4 separate regions of the Homo sapiens genome follow, and all the other regions are linked to region 1. The links are chromatin loops, found by intact Hi-C in ENCODE. Cell type or tissue: mammary epithelial cell. All regions are shown on one strand. Region 1 holds the start of GDF5 (growth differentiation factor 5). Region 2 has its middle 8.6 kb from the start of NCOA6. Region 3 overlaps UQCC1 (ubiquinol-cytochrome c reductase complex assembly factor 1). Region 4 overlaps UQCC1 (ubiquinol-cytochrome c reductase complex assembly factor 1).

The links. Peaks named below come from ENCODE experiments on the same cell type or tissue, not always from the same donor. Only the 100,000 strongest peaks of a DNase experiment are listed, where the experiment ranks them.
Region 2: a loop joins it to region 1, with 13 times the contacts of the local background. A loop is called at or near these places in 18 of 110 quality-filtered maps.
Region 3: it touches region 1 in a loop (8-fold over the local background); 106 of 110 quality-filtered maps call a loop at or near these places.
Region 4: it touches region 1 in a loop (7-fold over the local background); 10 of 110 quality-filtered maps call a loop at or near these places.

Annotation. Positions count from the first base shown.
Region 1 is chr20:35,437,048-35,441,047 of GRCh38, forward strand. It overlaps GDF5 (growth differentiation factor 5), which reads right to left and starts at 1,181. Exons shown (of 2, transcript NM_000557.5): 1 at 251-1,181. The coding sequence starts at 881. RefSeq lists promoters at 882-1,636, 1,101-1,354 and a silencer at 2,046-2,105. In mammary epithelial cell, a CTCF peak has its summit at 2,142 (motif pointing left); a DNase peak (open chromatin) is centred at 2,134; H3K4me3 peaks cover 880 bases.
Region 2 is chr20:34,832,295-34,836,294 of GRCh38, forward strand. It overlaps the pseudogene HMGB3P1. Among named protein-coding and RNA genes, the nearest start is that of NCOA6, 8.6 kb to the left of the region's middle. In mammary epithelial cell, a CTCF peak has its summit at 2,264 (motif pointing right); no DNase peak of the experiment used is centred here; H3K27me3 peaks cover 246 bases.
Region 3 is chr20:35,302,472-35,306,471 of GRCh38, forward strand. UQCC1 (ubiquinol-cytochrome c reductase complex assembly factor 1) reads right to left here. Exons shown (of 10, transcript NM_018244.5): 10 at 107-1,598. The coding sequence ends at 1,464. Among named protein-coding and RNA genes, the nearest start is that of FAM83C, 12 kb to the left of the region's middle. RefSeq lists enhancers at 1,831-2,651, 2,943-4,000, 3,235-3,529. In mammary epithelial cell, a CTCF peak has its summit at 1,532 (motif pointing right); DNase peaks (open chromatin) are centred at 440, 530, 1,530, 3,420 and 2 weaker places; H3K27ac peaks cover 4,000 bases.
Region 4 is chr20:35,340,271-35,344,270 of GRCh38, forward strand. The region is part of intron 7 of UQCC1 (ubiquinol-cytochrome c reductase complex assembly factor 1); the gene reads right to left. Among named protein-coding and RNA genes, the nearest start is that of FAM83C, 50 kb to the left of the region's middle. In mammary epithelial cell, a CTCF peak has its summit at 1,999 (motif pointing right); no DNase peak of the experiment used is centred here; H3K27ac peaks cover 571 bases.

The DNA.
Region 1 (4,000 bases):
CTAGGCTTTAGTGCCCACTCTGCACCTTGCAGGCGTTGGACCTGGTGCTTCCTAGGTGCCCTCCAGCCCTGATGTGTGGGCAGCCTAGGATCTGCTATGTGTGAGATATGTGTCAGTGTCCCCAGACACCCACCCCGGGCCAGATGCACACAGTGTCTCCCACCAGGGCAGTGCCAGGGCTTTGAAAGCCCCTCCATTCATGCAGATGCCCCTCCCTCTGAGCCGTGCCCCTGCCACCCCGCCCCCTCACCTTGCCCTTTGTCAATAAAGCTGGTGATGGTGTTGGCCAGGCCAGCCTCCAACTTCACGCTGCTGTTGCCTCCCTTTCTGTCAGCATCGGACAGCGTCCTGTACAGCGAGAGCATGTACTCGTGGGGTGTGATGGGGGGTGGGCGAAACGGCTCCTTGGGCTCTCGTGGGGGCCCGGGCTCCCTGGCCTTCTTCAGCAGGAAGGAGCTGGGGACAGATCCTGCTTTTGGGGGTGCCTTGCCTCCGGGAAGCTGTCCTTTTGGGGTCACAGTCCGGGCTGTAGCCTGCCTTGTTTGGGGAGGGTGTCCTGGCTTGGGTTCAGGGCCGCCCGGTCTGGGGGGCAGCTTTTTGGGTTCATCCTTCTTGGGCTGTGTCAGGCCTCCTGTCTGCCCGGTGCCTCCCTTTGCCCTGGCATTGGCATTGGTGGCCCCCCCACCATAGCTGTGACCCCCTGGCCTGAAGACGTTCCGGGCCAGGGGGGGCCTCTCCTTGGCCTCTGCTTTGGCCAATCCTGGCCTGGTCCCCTGGGGTCTCTGGCCCAAGTCAGGGGCACCCAACACAGTGCAGATGAATTCCAGGTCCAGCCAAGCCAGGTACCAAAGCAAGAAAGTGAGGAGTTTGGGGAGTCTCATCCTCTGGCCAGCCGCTGAATGACACCAAAGAGAACAGCGGCAGCAGCGAAGGTGCCTCTGGTTTGGCAGGAAAAACCATGAAAGGAGTGGACTTTCAAAAGCAGCGGCAGCAGCAGTAGCAGCAGAAGGAAAGGCTTTCTCCTCAGTCTGAGACTCTTGAAGTCTGCCGGGTGTGTGTTTGTATCCAGTCCCATAGTGGAAATGCTCTCGTATCCAGACGTGCACCGTCTCCAGTCAGCAGCTGAAAATAACTCGTTCTTGAAAGGAGAAAGCCGACCGCCCCCTTTCTCCTGCACAACTGACTGAGGGCTTGAAGGAGGCTTGTATAAGGCTGAGGGATTTTTCCAAGAAGGAAGAATGGCGTAATGCTGCCTGTGTGCTCCAGTTTTTTTTTCCCCCTAGTTTTGAATCCTTTCCAGTGAAAATACTTCACACACACACACACACACACACACACACACACTCACAGGCCTGCAGGTGCTCAGAAAAATCTTTTACAAACCTGAACTCAGGAATTGGAAACGGAATTCCAACCCAAACCAATTTAATTACTCTCTGATGTCATGCTGTCTAAACTCATTTAAGTGCGATATATTTATGTGAAAAAAATCACCGCTGCCCTTTCGAGGCCATGGCTCACGGGGGCTCCTGGCACAGAGCCCTGCAGCGGGACTCTAGGCTTAGGGGGCCTCCCCCTCCACAGGGCAGACTCAGGGGTCTTCACCTCCACCTCATGGAGCAGCCCACCCCACTTTCCCGAGGAGAGATGCTGAAGAATGAGCTCAAAGATCTTAAGCCCCAGAAGCATGGGGAGTGTGGGTTTGTAGTTAAGTTCTTAGAGTGTTTTTAAAGCAGTTTCAACTCCTGCATCTAGTCTGGGACCTGATTTGTTATGCGTGTGTGTGTGTGTGTGTGTGTGTGTGTGTGTGTGTTTATGTGCCTGTGTGTGTGTGTGCCTGTGTGTGTGTGTGCCTGTGTGTGTGTATTGGGAGTAGGGACAGCACAGATGGCAGCATTTACCCACATTTTCTTTTATTTTAATAAACTTGTGGTGACCCAGAGACTGAAAAATATCAGTGCCCACTACACCCCCTCCCTACCCCCAAATGCCATTGACTGAGTGCATATTCTTCAGGCTTGGGGGCACTGTCGCCCTTAAGTTCACTCCTTGGATGGCGGCAGGTCCAGGGTGTACCCCACCACCACCCCAGCAGAGACGTCCTCTGAGTTTTCTTAGACAAGACTGGCTGAGTCTGGGGCAGCAGCGGCCCCTACAGGAGGCTGGAAAAGCCATTTCCCACATGACGCTTTTTTTTTTTTTTTTTTTGAGACGGAGTCTCGCTCTGTCGAGTGCAGTGGCATGATCTCAGCTCACTGCAATCTCTGCCTCCCAGGTTCACGCCATTCCCCTGCCTCAGCCTCCCCAGTAGCTGGGACTACAGGCCCCTGCCACCACACCTGGCTGATTTTTTACGTTTGTAGTAGAGATGGGGTTTCACCATGTTAGCCAGGATGGTCTCGATCTCCTGACCTCGTGATCCGCCCGCCTCGGCCTCCCAAAGTGCTGGGATTACAGGCGTGAGCCACCGCGCCGGGCACAATTTCCCACATGATGTTTTTCTGGTAGCTCTGGAAGGTCTGAATTCCAGCTGAACTCAAGGGTTTCTTAAAGTGCCTCATTGAAGTATGGAAGATCCCTTCCTCTGGGGAACCTTCGCCGTAGAGCCCCTGGGCAACTTAACACAGGGTCAGCGGGGAAAGCTGTTCGCTTCACCTGAAATATCCTCCTCTCTCTCTCCCACAACTGGAGGAAGCACTCTACATCCTGAGAAGTTTAGCTGAAAATTTACCTCCTTCGGGAAGCCTTTCCTCGTCCCCAGACAGAGCCAGTTACCCCTTCTGTACATTTCTCTACAACAACACTTTTCACGCTGTAAGAAGGATGGCGGGGGAGAAGCAATAGTCAGATAGGCTTCCTTCTTTTTTTTTTTTTTTTTTTTTTTTTTGAGACAGAGTCTCACTCTGTCACCTAGGCTGGAGTGCAGTGGTGCGATCTTGGCTCACTGTAATCTCCACCTCCTGGGTTCAAACGATTCTCCTGCCTCAGCCTCTCGAGTAGCTGGGACTACAGGTGCACACCACCATGCCTATCTATTTTTTGTATTTTTAGTAGAGACGGAGTTTCACCATGTTGGCCAGTCTGGTCTCGAGCTCCTGACCTCAAGTGATCCACCCACCTTGGCCTCTCAAAGTGCTGGGATTGCAGGCATCTCTACCAAAAATACAAAAAATTAGCCGGGTGTGGAGGCAAAGGTTGCAGTGAGCCGAGATCGCACCACTGCACTCCAGCCTAGGTGACAGAGCTAGAGTCCATCACACACACACAAAATAAGTAAATAAATAATATTAATAAAATAAAAAAATTAAAAACAGACTTGTTCCCACTGAACCAGTCCTCTCTGGCATCCCTCCCTTCACTCCCTCCTCACCACCTCTGTCACTGCCCTGTCCTCCTCATTGCTTGCCTCGCTATGATTCTCCCCTATAACTGGCTTCTAGGCCTCCAGGCTCTCTCTGGTTCAACCCTCTACTAAAAGCTACCCATCAAACAAGTGCCAACCCACGTGCCACCTCCTCCATGAAGCCTTCTTGCATCCTCCAGAAAATGCACACTCCCCCTGAGCTGCCATCACACATTTTCTGTGCTCTTTTACATTTTTTGGCAGCTGAAAGTTTATTCAGTCTCTGCCTCTGCCCCCTATCCCAACACAGTTTGTTTCTTCCACTCTGTATTTTGTCATATTTTAAAATCATAACTTAATTCCTTATAACTATAATAATTTCTTTACATACCTGTCTCTCCCATTAGATTATGACTAGACTGTGCCATATTTATCTTTGAATTATACCCAGTGCTTGGCAGAGGGCCCAGCCCACAGCAGCTCTCAGTACGTGTTATATGAATAAATTAATCTCTAACTGGCCCTTATTGACAAAAATCATCATTTTCTACTTTGAGGTGTAGTTATTTGTGGACATAACCTGCCTTTCCCATTAGACTCTAAGTTTCTTGAAGGGAAGAATTGTCTTGCCACTTCTTAAGCATTTTGTAAGCTCAG
Region 2 (4,000 bases), 600 kb before region 1:
GACAGAAAGTAGAGTGGTTGCCAAGGGCTAGAGGGAGAGGGAATGGGAAGTTTGTGTTTAATGAATACAAAGTTTCAGTTGGGGAAAACAAAGTTCTGGAGGTAGATGGTGGTGATGGTTGCATGTGAATATACTTAATGCCACCGAATTATATGCTTAAAAATGGTTAAAATGGCAAATTTTATGTTATATATGTATTTTACCATACACACGCACAAAAGATTCCAGAGCCACTATCCTAATTTTTTCACCTTGTTGTCCATGTCCTTAAGCCAAGGGTCATGGGTGTTCCTGGGATCTGCAAGAATGCAAAGAGCTGAGAAGACAGGGGCGCATTGGGCACCTGCAGATCCTGTAGGTAAAAATAGCAGGAGCCTAGGCAACACAAATACTTGTTGCCTGCAGGCAGGCAGCAAAAGAACAAAAACAGGCCATAAACTAGCAGATAGTATAGCATAATGATTACAATATTGGGCTCTGAAGCCAAAGTGAATCTGAACACCCAAGTTCAGATTCTAGCTCTGCCATTTATTAGCTATGTGAAGAAACTGCAACCAAAAGGAGATAAATGACTTGTCCAACAGGGTCCAAAGTATTTTCTCATTTATATTGTTTAAAAATCTTTACATGGGTTTTGTTTCATTCTATATCCCCAGTAGACTGTAAGCTCCCCAAGGAAGCTATGTTTGTAATATCCTCACTTGAAATGTAACTTAACTTCTTTGTGCTTCAGTTGCCTCACCTGTGGGATGCAGAGAATAAGGGCTCCTACTTCATAAGGTTGTCAAGCATATTAATGAATTTATACCTATAAATGTTTAGGAGAAAGCTTAGTGCTTATGATAGTCTCAACAAGCAATAGATTGAGAGAGGCTTCTGAAGAGGTGGTCAGGCTATTTCATAAAATGTTTTGAGCAAGAAAAACAGTCCTAAAACATCCAGGATTGTTCTAGATTTGGACTAGAGTGAAGAAAAAGCAAATCAATTGTTCTTTGATAATTTGATTTGTATTTATTGGACTTCTACTTTCATGTGTGTCCAAACAGGCTCAAGCTCTGCAGTGATAAGACTGACAGTGAATACTTCAATGATGTCTTTAAGAAAAACAATAATAAAACAGGGGAAAAAAGAAAGAACAAAACCATCTAGAAAGTGTCAACATTTTACTGTCTGCAGGGTTCGTCACAACAGTGCCAAATGACAAACTTACCACATTTAGTTGGATGAATTTTGCCCTGCAGAAGGATATCACCTTTTTTTTTTATAGGCAAACAGTTTATTTATTCATCCTCCTTCTCTTCCTCCCCATCTTCTTCATCTTCTTCTTCCATCTTTTCCCAGGCAACTTTAGCAGGACCTTTTGTGCCGTCCAACTTTCCTTTCGACTTATAGTCAGCAACATCCTTCTCATACTTCTTCAGCTTTGCCACCTTAGTGACATAAGGCTGCTTTTCACTGTCATTTAAGTTATTCCACATCTCACCCAGCTTTTTTGCCACGTCTCCAATAGAGATGCCAGGGTTTGTGGATTTGATCTTGGGGCAGAATTCTGAACAGAACAGGAAGAATCCAGACAGTGGCCTTTTGGGGGCATTAGGATCGTTCTTGCCTCCCTTAGCTGGTCCATAATCCTTCATTTCTCTATCACAGTGCACTTTATCCGCCTTTGCCATTTAATCGAATTTAGACTCTCTCTCTCTTTTTTTTTTTCTGAGATGGAGTTTTGCTCTTATTGCCCAGGCTGGAGTGCAGTGGCACGATCTCAGCTCACCGCAACCTCTGCCTCCTGGGTTCAAGCCATTCTCCTGCCTCAGCCTCCCCAGTAGCTGGGATTACAGGCGCCCACCAACACGCCCGGCTAGTTTTTTGTATTTTTAGTAGAGACGAGGTTTCACCATGTTGGCCAGGCTGGTCTCAAACTCCTTACCTCAGGTGATCCACCCAACTCACCCTCCCAAAGTGCTGAGATTACAGGCGTAAGCCGCCGTGCCCAGCCTAGACTTCTCTTTCCCAGACATTGTCTTCCACCTCTCAGAGCACTTTTTGGAAAATTCTGCAAAATTGACAGGGACCTCTGGATTTTTCTTATGCTCTTCTCTGCACGTCTGCACAAAGAAGGCAAAAGCAGACATCTTGCCCCTTAGTTTCCTGGGGTCACTTCTAGCCATCCTGACTGTATTGTTCACTAGTCTTGAAGGATATCACTTTTAAGTGGACACCATTCACATGACATTATAATTTGCAAATTTATTATGATAATTTACCAGTAGATGGCAGTAAAATGCCTTGTTATTTCAGAATCTGTTCGTTGTAACAATTTTCAGATATATGGAAATAAAATGCCTTGAGGAGGGGGTCACTTGTGCTTTGCATAAAGACATGCTATGGCGAGGCGCAGTGGCTCATGCCTGTAATCCCAGCACTTTCGGAGGTGGAGGTAGGTGGATTGTGTCAGCCCAGGAATTAGGGACCAGCCAGGGCAACATGGCAAAACCCCGTCTCTACAAAAAAATACAGAAATTAGCCAATCGTGGTGGTGCATCATGCCTGTAGTCCCAGCTCCATGGGAAGCTGAGATGGGAGGATCACTTGAGCCTGGGAAGCAGAGGTTGCAGTGAGCTGAGACTGCACCACTGCACTCCAGCCTGGATGACAGAGTGAGACTCTATCTCAAAAAAAAAAAAAAAAAAGCGGTGGTGGGGTGGGGGCTTACTATGGGCAAGCCATGGCTTGCTCTTCAGGAAAAAAATCATTGAAAAAATAGAAGAAATAGACTAATAATTACACAATTTTAAAAAGTGGAAGAATATCAAGTGACCATACATACACAAAAAGGTGGGGGTGGGGGAGAAAAAAAAAACTGTTTTCAAAAATATTCTGAAATTTTAAAGCTTTTTATTAGAGTATAATATAAAGACATAAAAGTACAGAAATCGTAAGTGTAAAGCCTGTTGAATTTCCACAAAGCCAACACACATGTCTAACAAACACCCAAATCAAGAAATAGAACATTCAGCCCCACAGAAGCCCCTTCCAGTCATTACCCACAGCCCCCAAGGTTAAACAGTATTTTAACTTCTAACTCCATAGATTAGTCTCACCAGGAGTTAAACTTACAGATTCATCTACATTGTTGCATGTAGTTGTAGCATGTTCATTTTCATTGCTGGGTAGCATTTCATTATTTATTTTTTATTTTTTTGAGACAGAGTCTTGCTCTGTCACCCAGGTTGGAGTGCAGTGGTGGGATCACAGGTCACTGCAGCCTTGACCTCCCAGGCTCAAGTAATCCTTCTGCCTCAGCCTCCCTAGTAGCTAGGACCACAGGTGCATGCCACTACACCATGCTAATTTTTGTATTTTTTGTAGAGACGGGGTTTCACCATGTTGCCCAGGTTGGTCTCAAACTCCTGGGCTCAAGTGATCCTCCCACCTCTGCCACCCAGAGTGCTGGGATTACAGATGTGAGCCACCACACCTGGCCAGCATTTTATTGTTTGAATACACCATAATTTATCCATTCTACTGTTAATGAGCATGTGGGTTTCCACTTAGGAGCTATTTTATTTTATTTTATTTATTTTTTTTAGAGATGGACTCTTGCTCTGTCACCCAGGCTGGGGTGCAGTAGTGCGATCTCGGCTCACTGCAACCTTCGCATCCCTGGTTCAAGCAATTCTCTGGCCTCAGCCTCCCGAGTAGCTAGGACTACAGGTGCACGCCACCATGCCCGGTTAATTTCTTTTGTATTTTTTAGTAGAGACAGGGTTTCACTGTGTTGCCCAGGCTGGTCTCGAACTCCTGAGCTCAGGCAATCTGCCTGCCTCGGCCTCCCAAAGTGCTAGGATTACAGGCGTGAGCCATCACGCCTGGCCAGAGCTTTTTTTGTTTTGTTTTGAGACAGAGTTTCGCTCTTGTTGCCCAGGCTGGAATGCAATGGCGTGATCTCGGCTCACTGCAACCTCTACCTCCTGGGTTCAAACGATTCTCCTACCTCAGC
Region 3 (4,000 bases), 130 kb before region 1:
GGGCAGCAAATGGGTTAAAGCTCAAATAACTTTTATATATGAATTAATGTGTAGAGTTGGGAGCCAAAATCTGTTCCATTAATTTTTCCATCCATTCCAGGAGCAGTTAGGTACACACAGTAAAGTTTATTTTGGTGCATGGTATACTTCACTCCATTAAAAATAAATTAATCAGCAAATTCCTGCCTGGCTCAGCTCTGGTTTATGTAAATAGTGCCCAGCTGTAATGAGTTACAAGGTGTTATTATCTCACACACACACAGGAGGCTTCACTCTAGAGCTCCGCTCGCAACAAAAGCATCTTAAATAAACTGAGAGAAGCGGTTTGATTTGTAATGTTTTCACAGAAGTGGGATATACCTCACCCATATAGAGTTTCTTTATATGACTCATTTTATAGCAAGTTAAATGAAGGAAGTTTGATGGGGGAGGGAGGGGCAATATGGTTCCCCACCCCCTTTCTTCACTTTAAGAAAATCCCCCAAGAGATGACCCGCACTGAGGGAGGAGGGGCTGGTCCTCAGGTGCTCAGACCAAGGTGGCTCTGCAGCACGTGCTTCAGAAGTTGGGAAGGGGGACCAAAGCTGGGCACAGGTCTGGGTCTGCTACAACTAAGCCAGGAGGAATGTTCTCTTCTCCCCAGTATCTCATGAAAGGGGAGGCCAAGACAGGAGACAGCATGTTCCTCATTCAGTTCACTGGGAGTGACAAAGGTGACTTTGTTCTCAAGGCCTCCTTCCAAATGACTTAGGATGTGAAAGCCCTTGGTCATCAGAGGCCTCCTGGGTCCCAGACGACAGGCCTGGCTGGCTGTATCTTGGCCTGAACAGAGACACATCTCCATGAACTAGAGGCAAGAGCAGCAGAGACCATCCCAGCCTCTTCCCTTTCTCCGTCTCTAACTGAGCTGCGCGGTGCCCTCATTACTGCGTCCACCATCTCAGGCAAGTTTCTAAGTCCCTGGAATAAAGAAGGGCCATGGCAGAGAGAAGTCTCTGTTTCTTTTAATGGCCAACTCAACCCCATGGCTGAAAGCCGAGGGACAACGCGTGGTCACCGACCGGACTCGGCAGCATTACAATCTGCTCCTAGGCCACAGCAGGCCCTGGGGGGTTTCCCTTTTGAACCTACACCATCCCTTCCTTGGCCTTTGGGAAAAGCTATCAGTCACATGTAGTTGCTGGAGGGGGTTGGGGAGTGTGTGCTGGGGGACTCTCACTCGGGGCTTCCCCTAAGGGAGAGGACACCCCGGGAGAGCTAGGGGTTCTCCCAGCCCTGTACCCCAGCAGATCAGACTCCTGGGCACACTAAGAGGAAACTCAACACAAATGGGGCCAGGTATTTGACAGATGCTGTTCAGAGGTCAGTTCAGGCCACTTTCTGCAGGGTCCTGGACCAACAGGCACTTCTCTCCTGGAGGTTCCTCGAAGCCAGCTGGCGGGCCGTGCGGAGGGCCCAGCCCATCAAAGTCCCTCGTCGTTGTAAGTCGGAGAATGGGGCTTCAGGATGCTCTGAGGATTCTTCTCCACTAGAGGGCGCCAGCTCACCTCCCCTGTCAGAAGCAGATCCTCCCCGTTCATGGAGTCCAGGTACTGTATCTGCAACCAGGGGAGGGGGAAGGAGGAAGCGACAGAGGCAGGGCAGAGGTGAGGAGCCAGCGTCAGGAACCAGCCTCCCAGAGGAGAGGAAGGAAGGGGACGGGGCATGAGGGGGGCTTCTGACCATCCCAGGTCCCAGACCAAGCCGTCCCAGGCCAAGCCGTCTCTGATCTCCTAGATAATTTCACTAAGGTGGTTCAGAGAAAGCAGTCACTGGGGAGCTGGGTGGCGGGGGCAGTTAGGGAATTCCCTATCACACCTCTGAATGGAGACAGACACACACCTCCCAAGGACACGTCTCCCCTACACGCCCTCCCTAGACAGCTCCTGCAGGCCAGGAAGTCAGGGCTTGCAGCGCACACAGCCATGCTGTCCACCCCAGCACTGCTGGGTGAGAGTCCTGATTCTGTCCCTTCCCAGTGCTGCTACCCAGGGTGGCAGCTTCCCCTCTCTGAGATTTAAGTTCCCTTGTCTTGAGAGAGGGGATAGAAACAGGTACCTCACAGGACACATGAAGAGATTCAACAATATGCATATATGCAGTGCTAGGCACTCACGCTTTAAACATATGTATGCCTCTGTTGTCCTCTAGTGGGCCCCTGGTCAGTGGGCCCCAGTATCACCTCTCTAGGACAGTAGGGGCAGACAGCTCTGCCATTAAAATGGTCATCATCCAGAGAAGCCACTGCTGCAGGGCCAGGAGACTTCATCTTAGGCTTTAGGTCATTCCCCCTTCCAAGAATCCACCACTCTGGTTGCTTCCGCTTCCAGCTGCTGACGCTTGAACTCAACCCCAGCCTCTCGCACGTGTCTTGGCTCTGGATTCCCACCTGCCCTGCCATCTCTTCCCTAAAGCCCACTCCTCCCTTACAGTGACTCCATTTCTGCCCCCAGTGCCACCCCTCTGCCCACCTCCTGGGTTGAAAATCTCAACAGAACCTCTGGTTGGCTCTTGGGCCATCGGCCACACCAAACAGTCTGCTCAAGGCCCAGCTCCTGCTCTTCCTTTCCCGGCCTTCAGCACTCTGCCCTCCCTGTATCACATAACAGGCTGGCTTACTCCAGGGTTAGCCGTGTGCCTGGGCTTCCTCACCAAACCATGAGCTGGCTCCTCGAGGGCAGGACTGGGTCTTATTAATCGTTGCTTTCCCAAGAGTACATGGAGCAGCAGGTGCTCAAAAGGTTTGCTGATAGAACTGGGTCCCCACCAAAGCTCCCTGCTTTCCCAAGAACCCCTTCACGGTTTTTCCACTGCCTCTCACTGGGGCCACATGGGACCTCTTGTAGGGACAATGGTTGTGGCAGCCCCTTCCTAGAGGGCCCTCGGAGAAGTCCCAGTGTGTCTTGTTGGGGCTTCTGGCACAAGCCCACCATGGCAGATGGAAATGTTGGGCAGGTCTCTCAGAAAACACAGCATTTGCTTTGCGAATTGCTACTCCCGTCTGAGGGTGAGTCCAGTCAACAGAGTATCAGAATTCTCTGTGAGTGGGGCCCTCTGGCCATGCCGTGCCCTCTCCCTGGCTCTAGCAGATTTGAAGAGTGGTCAAACAGAAGTCCTGGCTCCTGGGATTCTCTACCCTGTGGGTCTGCAGAGCCCCAGTATGTGGTTTTTCCAGCAGTTAACAAGCTAGTCCTATGGGCCCTGTCTTCTCAAGAGCTGAAGTCCAGCCTTGCCTTTCCTGGTTGTTGAAGACCATGAATACAAGTGAACAAGAGAGTAACTGTGGCGTGACACCCCTTCAGCTCCAGGGGCCAGGCCATGAAGCAAAGGTGTGACTCATGGCACAGCCTGAGCTGTCTGAGGCAGCTGAGGCCTCAGTGGTCACATGAATCACACAGCTTGGGGCCCTAGGGCAGCTGTGCAGGCTGACTCACTGGGAGGCCCTGGAAGAGCCTCTATGTCCTCTTCGCTGCCAGTCAGCTCACTCATCTATCAAGTATGAGTTTCCCATCAATACAGGATCTGAGGGCAGGGAGGTCAAGGAATTAATTCCCCGGGGCTTGAGGACAGCTATGTGGGTAAGCAGCCCCCACTGCGGAGCTTTCTCGTAGAAGCTTTGATGTCGGGGAGCCCTGGGGAGCCAGAGGGGTGAGAAACTGAAGTGGGGGGACTCTACTTGACTGTGGAGAGCATCTAGCAGGAAGAGGCTGTCTGTGAAATGCTGCCTGCTGCCCAGTTTTGCTGGAAGTCAGGAGCAGGAAACAAATCCAAGTGGGTAGAGAAGGGGTCCACAGTGGGCAGCTGCTACTACACCACGTGCTCATATCTGCCAGGACTCTGTGGGCCCAGCTGCTAGCATAGCACTGGGCGCACAGTAGGCAATGAGGTGCACAGTGAATGAATGACTCAAAGTTCCTGAGGGCAGGAGACTACTCGATGCCTCTTTCTCTCTCTCTTCCCA
Region 4 (4,000 bases), 97 kb before region 1:
AGGCATGTATCTACCAGACGTACATGTTCAGTAGGACCCTGCTTAAATTCGTAAGCCAATCCCAAAATGGAATTACTCTGACTTCTTAGAATTTAGCCTTCTCTCCCCTAATAACTGACTATCCACTCCAACAGCTCAGGCCATTTTAGAAACTTTCAAAAGAACAACTGGTATCTGAGAACATGTATTCTTATTTTCATGGCCTCAAGCCCAAGGGACTGTCCTTTAGTTACACTCACACTTTTTTCCCCCCACCCAAGCTGGAGTGTAACACTGTGATCACAGCTCACTGCAACATCAAACTCCCTGGCCCAAGTGATCCTCCCACCTCAGCCTCCCACAGAGCTGAGACCACAGGCATGTGCCACCATAACCGGCTAATTTTATTTTTGTAAAGATGGGGTCTCCCTACATTGTCCAGGCTAACTATACCTTTTAATGTGCTCCTTGTCTTTAAAAACAATACCTTTGGCAGTGAGTTTTAATTCTGACCTAGAGATGCAAAACAGTAAAATTTTTATATCGTAAAATAGAAGAGGTCTGAAAATTTTTGTAGGGAAAGAGAGGCGATTTGGTGACAGGTGGTGATTACAGAGGCCTGAAAGGAAATTTTCAGAAAAACTAAAGCCTCCTAAAATGTAATGCCTTTGTTAGTTTAGAAAGATAAAATACCAGCCGGGGGTGGTGGTGGCTCATGCCTGTAATCCCAGCACTTTGGAAGGCCGAGAAGGGCGGATCACCTGAGGTCAGGAGTTCGAGACCAGTCGGGCTAACATGGTGAAACCCTGTCTAAAATTACAAACATTAGCCGGGTATGGTGCACGCCTGTAATCCCAGCTACTCAGGAGGCTGAGGCAGAAGAATCGCTGGAACCCAGGAGGCAGAGGTTGCAGTGAGCCAAGGTCGCGCCACTGTACTCCAGTCTGGGTGACAGAGAGAGACTCCGTCAAAAAAAAAAAAAAAAAAAAGAAAGAAAGAAAGAAAGAAAATAAACATAATATACCCTATGTATAACCTGGGGTTTTTAAAAAATCAAGTAATTCCATTAGAAGATGGAAAAGTATGGGAAAAAGGAACTGAACAGTTGATGGTGGGGGAAACGATTTATTTCCTTTTCTTCCAATATTTAAGACTAACACAGCAAACAAATATCCTCAGAATAAAAAACGGTATCTCCCTGCCCCACTTTTTCCAGTACTCATTCTGGGCCTGCAGGACTGGCTTCCTTCATTCTTCAGATAGTTACTGGGCACCTATTCAGGAAAGGGGCAATAACAGGCACTTTGGAGACAGATGTACGTGATCCTGCACCACAGGAATTCACCTGGAAGACAGTCAACATAAGTGAATAACAGTGATACAAAATAGAAAGAGTAAGAGCTGGAAGAAGGGTAGATATAAATCATTAAGGTACTTCCTTAGGGGAAACTGGGATTGGCTTCCAGTTAGCTGTGGAAGGATGTGAAGGAATTGAGGCTGGGGTGTTAGGGCAATCTAGGTGTATGCATGGAGTGAGCAAAGACACAAGACAGAAATAGCAAGGAATTCAGCTTGGCTGGAGTGAAGGGTATGTGAAGCAAGGATGGAATGTGATGTTCACTGAGTGCTTACTAAGTGCCAGGCACATGTGCTAGTAGGTTTCACATATTTAAGGTTCAAGAAGAACTAGAGGAAATGAGTTTGGAGAGGTGGTCTGGAGTGTGATCGTAGAGGACCTTACAAAGCAAAATGGTGGTTCTGAGAAGCAAGGCAGAATTACACAAGAGTCAAGTTCAGCCCACAGTTCCTCCATTTTTCCTAGGCCCTCTGCATCATCCCATCAAGCAGCTCTGCTAGAGAGTGAGCAGGGGACCATGAGGTGACAGAAGGTGCATTCTTATTCCAGAAGTCTCACTGAGGCAACAGGCATGCCAGGGACCGCTGATAAGGGTAAACTGTAATTTCTCAACTACAGCCCACTCCCATCCCTTCCCATCTCTGTCTTGGAAAGCTTGAGCCTGCTCATTGTGAGCCACAAGGTGGAGATGTCTGGCAGGGCAGAACTGAGAGGAAGTCGTTTAGCCAGCCTAAGGTTACCATTAACACTTTGAGCCACTGCCGTGAGCTAATTTTTATGTTTGTTTTTTAAGTTTGGTTGAAATGTCACAAATGGAAAAATTAAGTAAAGCGCCCTGGTTAGCCACAAGACTGGACACACCTGGCTGCAAACCCAGCAAAAGAAACTTACTTCATTAGTAGGAGAGGCAGAGAGTGAAATTTACATCTGAAATCTGCCTGCACCAGGAGAAAGTGCTGAGGCCAAAGGCGCTGTCTGTTTTTACAGCTGTGTCAAGACTTAGTTCTTTACTCTTACCAACACTCAGGAGTGCGGCAAGGGCCCAAGGAAAAATGGTCTCCAAGCTCTTCAGCTGCAACTCAGCTCACAAAGATTTTTAAGAAGCAGTTAATGAAATAAAACTAGACCAGATGAGGTGATATAATGAACTTTATTTCCACAGCTAATTTATAAGTTTAAATCCCAAATAATGTTTTTTTAAGTCAGAACACTCTAAATTATTGATGTGATTTTTGTAACCTCAAATTTAACACCTGCTTTTTGTACCAGCTTCACGATGATATATGAGTCTGCTCCATTTTTCACAATAGTTGGGCTCCAAAAAGTTGGTGAAAAGCAAATTTTTGTAAAATAAAAAATTTCCCACCAAATCAGAATAGAATTCTAATTTCAAAGGAGTTTTTGATGCAAATTTATTATTCATCACTAACTCGAAAGTGGCTCTCTTATTTCTTGATCTTCCACACACCAATCCACTCAAAGCAATCACCTCTAAGTTTTTGGCATGAGAAAAATCACTACTACATTGATTGGTTTTATAAATTCTACATTTTATATGTTTTCTTACAGAGGTACACCTGGGATGCCAAATAACACAGAGATAGATTTGCAAATTACCACCTTCAAACCATAGATTTTCAAGCTGAAAAAAAGCTGAAAACTTGGGGCTCATGTAGTTAGGCCTCCCCTGTCCCCACCTTTCTTTTAATACAGAAACTGAAGCACAGAAGAGGAAAGATTTGCCAGTCAGGGTGAGAACCAGGCCAGACTGGCTCTACACTGCCTATTACTTCTCCCTAGCCACGTGTCCCATTTATAGGTTGTACACACACGGAAGACTGAGATCCCCTCAAACACACACATGCACTCACACTCATCCATGCATGCACTCACAACCCAGTGATTAATATACAATTGTCTTGCCTATATAAGGCATGTCTATTTATGCCATGAGGTTAGAAAGAAGGTATCAAGTCAACTATAGCAGAAAGCAGTAATAGTAATTCCCCAACTCTTCCAAATCTCTATTATTTTAAAACCATCATCCTTTAGTTATAGTCTTTGTAACTAAACCGGAATTTGGGCACTTCTCTTCATGAAGGCAATTTAAGAGCCTGTATTGGGGGACCACCTAAAACCTTGCTATTGTCCCCTACCCCACCCTGCGTCACTAGCAACATCCGCATCACCTGGAAGCTTTTCAGAACTGTAGATTTTCTCACCCCTGTCCTGAAACTTACTGAATCAGAATCTGTATTTTAACAAGATCCTCAGGTGAACCATAGGCACATTAAAGTATGAGAAACGCTGATCTAAAACACTCCCTTATGGGGCAGCACCCTATCTACAACAATCCAAATAGAAAAAACGGCTGGATAAAATGCGATAGGGGAAAAATTCCCCAATTCCTGCAGGACTGCACTGATATACACTTGGATCAGAGACTAATAAAGCAGGTATGATTTATCTAATAAATGTTAGCTTAAAAAAGAATTCCAAAGGCTGGTATTCAATATATTCATTTATTTGACAATTATTTATTCATTTGACAATTATTCAATGTTTACTGCATAAGCAAAAAACTGAATAAGACGGTTTTCTGCTTTTATAAAACTTACAGTTAAGTAGAAGGGACACTGCATAAGAAGTAACATGGGAGAAGGC